Regions from separate parts of the Homo sapiens genome. Here all the other regions are linked to region 3. The links are chromatin contacts, found by Hi-C or POLR2A ChIA-PET in ENCODE. All regions are on one chromosome and are shown on one strand. The core of a region is the stretch at or near the end of the contact, and the rest is flanking DNA. Distances in the headings are between cores, read along the strand shown.

What was found. A loop is a pair of places that touch in the nucleus more often than their neighbours do. ChIA-PET counts read pairs that join two places held with the same protein, here RNA polymerase II (POLR2A). Pooled maps may share reads with other maps.
Region 1: a map of dorsolateral prefrontal cortex shows a loop between it and region 3 (7-fold over the local background). The contact joins the promoter of STOX2 here to the enhancer-like site in region 3. A Hi-C loop is called at or near these places in 9 of 168 maps with a recorded cell type or tissue (Right ventricle myocardium inferior, cardiac septum, dorsolateral prefrontal cortex and 3 more) and 9 of 50 pooled maps. POLR2A ChIA-PET finds 5 or more read pairs at or near these places in 5 of 52 experiments (H1, HEK293T, Panc1 and 2 more).
Region 2: a loop to region 3 is called in a pooled map, with 2.6 times the contacts of the local background. The contact joins two enhancer-like sites. A Hi-C loop is called at or near these places in 2 of 168 maps with a recorded cell type or tissue (both heart right ventricle) and 2 of 50 pooled maps. POLR2A ChIA-PET finds 5 or more read pairs at or near these places in 2 of 52 experiments (H1 and SK-N-SH).

Annotation. Positions count from the first base shown.
Region 1 is chr4:183,903,871-183,906,934 of GRCh38, forward strand. It overlaps STOX2 (storkhead box 2), which reads left to right and starts at 1,437. Exons shown (of 4, transcript NM_020225.3): 1 at 1,437-3,064. The coding sequence starts at 2,921. RefSeq lists enhancers at 980-1,689, 1,690-2,397.
Region 2 is chr4:184,015,877-184,018,694 of GRCh38, forward strand. It overlaps STOX2 (storkhead box 2), which reads left to right. Exons shown (of 4, transcript NM_020225.3): 4 at 1,213-2,818. The coding sequence ends at 1,408. Among named protein-coding and RNA genes, the nearest start is that of STOX2, 110 kb to the left of the region's middle. RefSeq lists an enhancer at 1,312-1,811. Within about 2 kb of position 1,420, at least 4 of the 41 ENCODE cell types and tissues checked have a DNase peak (open chromatin) inside an H3K27ac peak, as active enhancers do.
Region 3 is chr4:183,958,689-183,961,643 of GRCh38, forward strand. All of the region lies in intron 1 of STOX2 (storkhead box 2), which reads left to right. Among named protein-coding and RNA genes, the nearest start is that of STOX2, 55 kb to the left of the region's middle. Within about 2 kb of position 1,488, at least 7 of the 41 ENCODE cell types and tissues checked have a DNase peak (open chromatin) inside an H3K27ac peak, as active enhancers do; they include dorsolateral prefrontal cortex and heart right ventricle, where a contact is called at or near this core.

The DNA.
Region 1 (3,064 bases), core at 187-2,686, 55 kb before region 3:
GTTTTGGGATGATTTGAGTGCATTACATTTACTGTGCACTTTATTTCTTTTATTATTACATTGTAATATATAATGAAATAAATATACACTCACCATAATGTGGAATCAGTGGGAGCCCTGAGCTTGTTTTCCTGCAACTAGAGAGTCCCATCTGGAGGTGATGGGAGACAGTGATAGATCATCAGGCATTAGATTCTCATAAGGAGCACGCAACCCAGATCCCTCCAAGCATGGTTCACAATAGGGTTCGTGCTCCTGTGAGAATCTAATGCAGCCACTGATCTGACAGGAGGCTGAACTCAGGAGGTAATGCCAGTAAGCAATGGAGAGCTGTTGTAAATACAGATGAAGCTTCACCACCCACCTCCTGCTGTGCTGCCTGGTTGCTAATGGGCCGAGGACTAGAAGCTGCACGGGGTCCGTAAATATCTGTGGGGTAGGTAAATATCCAAGCAGTCCATGGCCTGGGAATTGGGGATCCCTGCTTTATACAGCTAGCTTTCTATAACTTCTAAAGCTGTAATCTTTCTGTTCTTAGCAGTTCTCTTACAGGAAAGAAGACATTGAACTAAAAGTGCCTTCTATAACTTCTAAAGCTGTAATCTTTCTGTTCTTAGCAGTTCTCTTACAGGAAAGAAGACATTGAACTAGAAGTGCCTTTCCCAATTAAAAATAAAAACCACAGAACATTAGTGAATTGGTTGACAGTAATACATTTTGATTATGTAAATATAAATTCCATAGGCTACTTAGTGATTATTTATTTATTTACCCTGGGTATCCCAAGAGGTAGTACAGTGGCCACAGGTTATAGAGGGCGGTCTTGAGATCTGAATGAGGAGAGCTCTAATTCTAGATTTTATAATGCCTGTGGCTTAACGCCATCCTGCTCTGCCTGGTTCTTCAAGATAGTTGCTACCCCCCTCAAATAATTCAAGCCTTGGAATAGCACAGATTGTGTTAGAACTTCCTGAATCCTAACCAGCTAGAATCCACTGGCTTGTTTTTGCGATATCAGCCTGTTAGAAGCATATCCCTATAAAGATTTAATATCCCTGTCTCTGCATCTTGGCACCTGTGAATATGAAACAACAGCATAAATATGATTTTGAACGTTGCATTGTCACAGATGAAAAAATGCACCAACATGTCAAATGCAGCGCTGAAAAAGGAAATCGGGCTTATTTTTGTCGTTGTTTACTGTACCAAAGCATTTTTGAAAACCCAAATCGAGGAGATAACCGTTTTTGAATGAACGGCAGTGCAAAGCGTGGTCGGGGTTAGCAGCAACGTGGCTGGGCGCCTTTAACTCGGCGTGACCTCCGGGTCCCAGGCCCGCGTCCCGGGCCCAGCGCCCAGGCCCGGGCGGCGCATTGGCCCCTCCTCCCCTCGCGCGCCGCGCGCATTGTTGTCCTTTAGCGATTGGTTGTTGGACCAGAAACAGCTGTGCAGAGCCGTGCCATCTAAAGAGCTGTGGACCTGAATGCAGCGTAGCGGGCTGGCGGTGACTTACACCGGGACTCCAGAGGGAGAGAGGAAGCGCTGCAGGCCACTTGCATTGCGTCTTCCAGGCTGCGTGGACCCGGCGCCCCGGCGTGTGCGGTTGTGGGGGAGCTCGCCGTGGCCTCCCCTCCCTCTGGCTTTAGCTTCCTTTGGGGTTGGCGCAGGTGGGCCAGGCAGCGCACCGCAGATCTCCCCGTTCCCACGAAGGCTGGCTCGCTGTCTCTCTCCGAGCGGGAGGGACCATCCTAAAAATATGTAAATATCCAAGCGCTGGCTCCAGGCTGGGGCAGCTGCCAAGGTCCCCGCGCCGCCGCCGGGTGTTTTACATGAAAATGAGAAGCCTGATGGGAACCGCGTTCTAACTTAAGGCAGCCTGGTGATTAGCATGAGACTGGGCGGCTGTCCTGCTTCCTGCCCTTCAATAGCCGTTCCGCGCGCTCGCGCCGGAGCAGCGCTGCCGCCGCGCGGGGGTCGATCGCAGGCTCGGCGTCCTTGGCAGCCATGGCTCCGGCGCCGCCTCGGCCAGTAAGTAGGAGCATGCATGTGTAGGGGGCACATGCGTGTCGGCGCACCCACCCAGCCATCCACCCGCGCGCACGCACAGCGCCCGGAGCCTCGGCAAGGGGAAGATTGACGAGGCGCTGCAGTCGCGGGGACGACGCGGGCTCTTCCTGGATTCCGCAGGAGCCCGCCCGCCGCAGCTGCTGTCTGCAGAGCCTGCTCGGATCCTGTGCACACGCGCCCCCCGCTCGAGCCTCTGTGATGAAGACTGTCTCCCGGGGACTGCAGCGGAGGCAGAGCCAGCCAGCGCCGGGGACTGCGGGCCGTGCGGCTGATAGGCCCGCGGGGACACGACTCGGACACTGTCATCCCCACGCCTCGCGCTGAGCTGCCCGGCGCGGAGGGTCTGCCGCCGCCCCTCCGGCCTCCCGCACGCCCGATCCCGGGTCAGCCCCGGAGGCCTCGGCTGCCTCATTTGTTTGGGTCTTTTGTGCCGTGGCTCCCAGTTGGCCAAGCACTCCTGCGCTGAATCGGGCCATTGTCTGCGCTCCCATTGCCTTCACGCTGCAAGTCTCGGCGCCCCCACCCCGCCCGCCCCCTCCCCGCCTCCTCCCGGCCGGGGAGCCTCCTAACGTGCCTTTCCCCCCAGGAATCTGGAAGCTATAAGCCGGGCGGATTGCAAATGAAGTGTAATGCATTGTGGGACGTGTGTAAAATCGGAGCCTTCGCCGTGGGGGTGTGGGGGGGCGTGGGGAGGGCCGGACCCGCCGCTGGCGGTGTAGACGCCGACGAGGAGGGGCTGGGAAAATGTGCGCAGAGTCCGCCCGGGTCGTGCCCGCCGTAGACGGATGAAGGAGCGCGCTGCGCCCCGGCGCTGAGGCCCCGAGGATCGGGGCGGCAGGTCGCCCTCCCCACCATGAAGAAGACCCGGAGCACAACCTTGCGGCGAGCCTGGCCTAGCTCGGATTTCTCGGACCGGGCCTCGGACCGCATGAGGTCCCGCAGCGAGAAGGACTACCGCCTGCACAAGCGTTTCCCCGCGGCCTTCGCGCCCCAGGCT
Region 2 (2,818 bases), core at 170-2,669, 57 kb after region 3:
GGCCCTGGCACAGGAAAGCTACTCAGTTCTTCTCAATCTGGCCCAGTCATCTTATTTCTGCCATTGCCCTATACATTTGAAATCTTAAATGTTCTAAATATCTTAAAGCAATGAAATAGATTCAAGTGTTTCTAACTTAGAAAAAGTAAAAGAGAGAGCAAAATAATACAGCTTTTAAATCACCTGTATTCTATACGAATTATTTTAAAAAGAAAATACTTCACGTATAATCCCAGCATTTTGGGAGGCCAAGGCGGGCGGATTGCTTGCACTCAGGAGTTCGAGACCAGCCTGGGCAGCATGGGGAAACCCAGTCTCTACTAAAAACACGAAAATTAGCCGGGTGTGGTGGCACATGTCTGTGGTCCCAGCTACTCGGGAGACTGAGGTAGGAGGATTGCTTCAGCCTGGGAGGCAGAGGTTGCAGTGAGCTGAGATCACACCACTGCACTCCAGCCTGGGGGACAGAGCAAGACCTTGACTCCAAAAACAAAACAAAACAAAACAAAAACAAAAACAAAAAATCCAAACAAAAACAATCCTGCCGAAGTGGGGCAGAAATGAGTGGAAACTTAACAAATGAATGGGAAAAAAAAATCGAAGTTCCTTTATCGAAAATATAATGTATTTTAACTAAAGTGTTAAATTTTGAAACAGTGGAATAAAACGTTTAAAGTGAATTTTATTCCCATCTTTGCGGCAAATGCCCAGGGTCCCCCAAAAAAGGGCATGCTCAAGTCCCCCACAGTCGAAATCTGCTAATCCAGAATGAAAATGGAATCATTAGGATAAAATTATCGAGTGTGTTCAGGAGCGGCTATGCCAGTGAATTTCCAGCCTGAAATGAAATCATGACTTAGGTGTATTTATGAGTATCTGTTTTAAAAACCACTGTGATAGCTAGCTATCACCTCAAATTTTGAAGTCGTTTCGTTGAGTGTGAAAAAAAGGAGAAGACATTTCAAAGTGCATTTAGCTATTTAAAAACCCTTTATTCACTGAGTGTGCTGCTGATTATTACATGTCTGTGGAAGCTTCTGGAGCCAGTGGTGGAGAGGCAGATGTGAATAATCAGTCGAGATGTATATTGATATGACATTATGAACCAACAGAGGAAATCCATTAACGACATCATTTGCTCTTCCTCTGGGGCTCAATTTATAATTATTTATGTTCCAAACAAAACAAAACAAACCCTTTTTGCTCTTTTAGTACTCGGGAGAGCCTGGCTTCCAACACATCAAGCATTGTTGAAAGTAACCGTCGTCAGAACCCCGCTTTGAGCCCGGCCCATGGTGGAGCTGGTCCAGCCTTCAACTTCCGAGCGAGCGCGGAGCCCCCGACAAATGAAGCTGAGAAGCTACAGAAACCTTCCAACTGCTTGCAAGCTTCTGTTACTAGCGTGTGATTGTCCTTCTGCCTCAGATCTTCTGTCTCATTCGATACAGCAAAGTTTACGACACTGGGACTGATGTTTACATCTTTGGAAAGACAAGCATCTCAACCACAGTTTTTGTGTTTACTTAAACTGTGCTGCTAAGTAGGGCTAGGGCAAAAAAACAAAAAATCTTTATTTCAGAGTATTGCTTTTCACATTTATGGCTCTGTAGCAACTGAGTAACAGTAGGGGTGATATGTATACTTTTGCTTCACTAATTGTATCTGAGCACACATAGGAAAGTCTAGACACTGTAAGTGTAATACGCATTTTCAATGTCATGCAGTTGCCAATTCCATTTTAAAATGCCACAGATGCGTGTTGCTCCCAGTCTGTGGTTAAACGGTGCCACAGAACTGATCCTTGACACTTCCAAAAAAAAAAAAACAAAACAAAACAAAAAAAATTTAAAAAAAAAAAACAAAAAACAAAACTAAGCTACCACGAAATGTCAAATGCAAGGGTCCACCTTGAGGGAAATAGATGCCAAACTAACTAGAAGGGACCCCGGCCCTTTGTGTGTGAATTGTTTATGCACCAGTCATTTTTCACTGTGAGTTTTCGTGACACTATTTTGCAGGAGCCCATGGAAGTGTGTGAGAAGGGGTCGCAATGGAGATCACTGGGAGTGAATGTTTTCAGGGTTTTGTTTTGAAGTGTCACAGATGCTTGTCTGATTTTTTTAACCTTCCGTGATCACAAACAGGAATATAGGCCTTTGAATCTGAAGTGGACAAAGGAAAGCAATTTCCAGTCTGGCTGGGGCACAGCATTAGGTGATTGAAAAGGTGATGTGGACTTGTAAAAGGTGTTACTCAAATATTGAAGGAAGAGAATTTCCTCCTTGTGATACTTAGGATGACCCTATCTTACTCTAATAGATACAATAATTAGTTTGTTTAAAAGCAAAATGTTCTTTGTGATACAAATGAAGAGTAGGGCCTGAGGATGTTATTCTTTCTAATGGAAGGACATAAATCTATTTTATGTAGTTTTAAATAGAATGCCTAAATTAGGCTGTGGGAGATAATTTTTAGTGGTTGTAGGAAAGAGCAAATTTAGGGAGTGTTGAACTTCAGGCCTTTTATTCCTGGGAAGATATGTATAGAGAAAACTTTTAAAATAATTTTTGATTAGAAATATACATGTGCCCATGTAATAAACAACAGAATGTGCTCATTCTGCTAGTGCGGTATAATCCGAATTTGTACTCCCCTAAAATTTATCAGAATAACAATTATGCATACATGAACTATGCCAGAGTAATGTTTACAGATACTTTGTAACCAATTTCAGGAGGCGTTTTTAGCTGGATGTGTAGTTAATTAGACCAACTTATTTCCAAATGGTTTGTTAACATTTTGCTTTGGTTTACAATGT
Region 3 (2,955 bases), core at 238-2,737:
TGAAGTAAGAAGACAGAGAATAAGCAGTATTTACCTTTAACACCCCAAGTAGCTCTGCTCATGATGTCTGCCTCGGTGTCCCGGGCCCGCACTCCTCCAGTATCCCTCACTGGCAATTAGAACTCTGTACGGCTTCCTTGAAGTTTCTCTTCCTAACTCTCTCAGTGGGTGGGACTCCTTTTCAGTGATATTGACGGTAGACCTGAAAATTCAGGGATGTGGGCAGTTCTGGAGAGAATAGGCCAGGCTCTCTGTGGATACATTTGCACTGTGCTTGAGGACTGAATGCTACAAATCAGACAGTCCTGGATTATTTCAGACTGAAAAAAATTAGGAGACTAACCTGGGAAGAGGCAGAAGGCACGCCAGCTCTCTCAGCATGTTTTTGATGTCTCGGTGTTCTCATTTCATTGAAATTAGTGCAGACCTCTCCCCTCAGCTGTAACACTTGGATTTTCTAAGCCACTTTGATGTCTCCTATCTCTGCTTATTTACAATGAACATAGCTTCGAATTTTCATTTTCTTTCTACTCTGTTAAATGTGTTATGTGGAAATCTGAAATCTGAAGACAAATTTTTACCTTAGAATTCTAAGAATGCCTTTGGTATCAACGCCAGTTAGGAAGGTCTAACTCAGGGCGGAAGGGGGGGTTTTCAAAAAGGTGATATTCGTGAGGCAGCCATCGCCTTCGAAACACTTTGAGAGGTTTAATTTATTTCTCATGCTTTGGTAAACAAAAGCTGGCATTTTCTTTCCATGGTTTTTCCACTGCAAGGCTGCCGTTCCTCCCCTTCCCCCGCAGTGGTGCATTTTGGTGATCAAATCTAAAACATGTGTCAGGTTTGCGGGCATGCTTTTTACCAGGAACCTCCTTTAATACTTGCCATATTGGCAGTTTTCACAAGATCTTCTCGCTGTGCTTTATTTATTTATTTATTTACTCTGCTTGCATTGTGGAATTATGGGTAGAGCTGTTTTACATCAGAATCATGTTAAATAAAAATATTGAAAGAACATTTTGACCAAGAATAATGTGAATATTTCAACATAAATATCTATGCTGAATTGGCTTCTAGATTTCAGAACAGGAAGAACATCTTCAGTGATGTTCATGATTTGGATTTGCTTTGCTGCGGAGTAGGTTTAGCGACAAATTCCATCTGGCTGGAGCTACATGCAGTCTCTCTATTGATTGGTTATATTGGGACTTCATGGGAGTGTCCTTCAATTTGCTTTTCCCAGCATTTTTAAAAGCTCCATTGGAAAAAAAAATAGAGACTAGAAAAGAAAAAAGGAACCTGCATTGTTTCAGTTTGCATCCAACATGCAAAACATAGTTCTAAATTTTTAATTAGCTAAGTGAGTGGTGAAAAGGAAAAGTAATATAACAAGCCTCCGTGAGCAGCTGGGATGTGTTGTCATGACGACAAGTTCAGCAGGCTGCCAGCAAGCATGTCAATGGGTAATATTGGGAGAGCGCTTTGAAACAGTGCCTGCTAGCCACAATGTGATTGGTCACGCCTCTGTTGTCTTTGTGTGAACCGGTGCATGCTGGGTAAGACCTAGAGTGAATGCTCAGCTTGTCTCAAGGCTGCAATGAGGTAATGCTTCTGAATCTTTGGGGATCATGAGCTCCTGCCTCCAAAAGACTGCAGTCTAGAGTGTTTTCATTCCGATTTGCGTTAATTACCGACTGTAACATGTTAGGAAGTTTTACAGCTGCCTTTATTCAATCTTTTATATGTGCATGTGTATATTATAGATAACTTAACACGTGTGTATGCTGCATAGAGAATCTCAAGCGTATTCTAAAAAAAGAGATAACCCTCCATATTAGTCATTCTGCTCAGAGTCAACATTTCATTTGATTGCTGGCATCAGTGACAATATCTATTGGTGGATAAATGATACATTAAAGTGCATTTACATTGGGTAAGCAAACTTGTTCATTTCTAGAGGATATTTTGGCATTGATTACTTTTTAAAGCCTTTTATCTATAATGAGTCGTAAGGGCCATAAAGGGGGATGTAAAGAGTGTCGGATTTGCTTGGTCAGGAGGTTTAGTTCATTTTTAGATTCCTTGAAATTGGCTGGTTTATATCCTAATATTGATATTATAGTCTTTCATTAATTGACCATAATATCTGATTGCTCCAAAACTATCTGCTGAATAATGCTCTGACAGTTTCAACTTAAAGCTGTAAAGGGAAGCTGTGTTTACAGACGCAAAGATCTGGAAATGTTTATGGTGGTTTGTGAAACAAATACATCAAGGTGCTGATGTGACAGAGACACATGAGCTACACCCCTCAGCCCTACCCCTGGTTCTCTGTGACACAGCGACTTGGATGCTCTCCAGGGTTTTGTCGGTTGGTTAGAGAATGTTTTATCACATTCATAAATAGTAACCCAATGCCCTGGAAAGGTTAAGGCAGTGTCTCCAACTAAGGTATGTGTCGCTAGGGGGGACACATACCATAGTTGAGTTGGGCTATCTGGTTCATCGTGTCACAAATGGGAAGCATGTGAGCAAGCTTTTGGACAGAGCTCACCGAGCTGTCATATTGCCACCCCAATGTATTTACCCCTCAAACAGTTCATAAAAATTTATAAGCCTTTAAAAGCATAAACAAAGAATAAAAACACATCGAACGACAAGTGATGGTTGCTGCTGCTGCTGCTGCTGCTGCTGCTGCATAGAACGGTGGACTCTGCCAGCCACCTTGCTTTATGTGAGGTCAGGCCACCGGCATGTGAGGAAGCTGGATGATCGTCAGCCCAGCTACCTCCGTTCACCAAATACAAGGCCAGCTAGCAAGAATCTGTAGCCAGCTTTGCAGCGCTTCACCCTTGCTTTATTCTTTTATATATTCATTTTTTAATGTTTTAGATTCAGCGGTACAAGTGCAGTACCCCTAAATCTTATTGTGTTACATGCGTATCTTCCACAGTG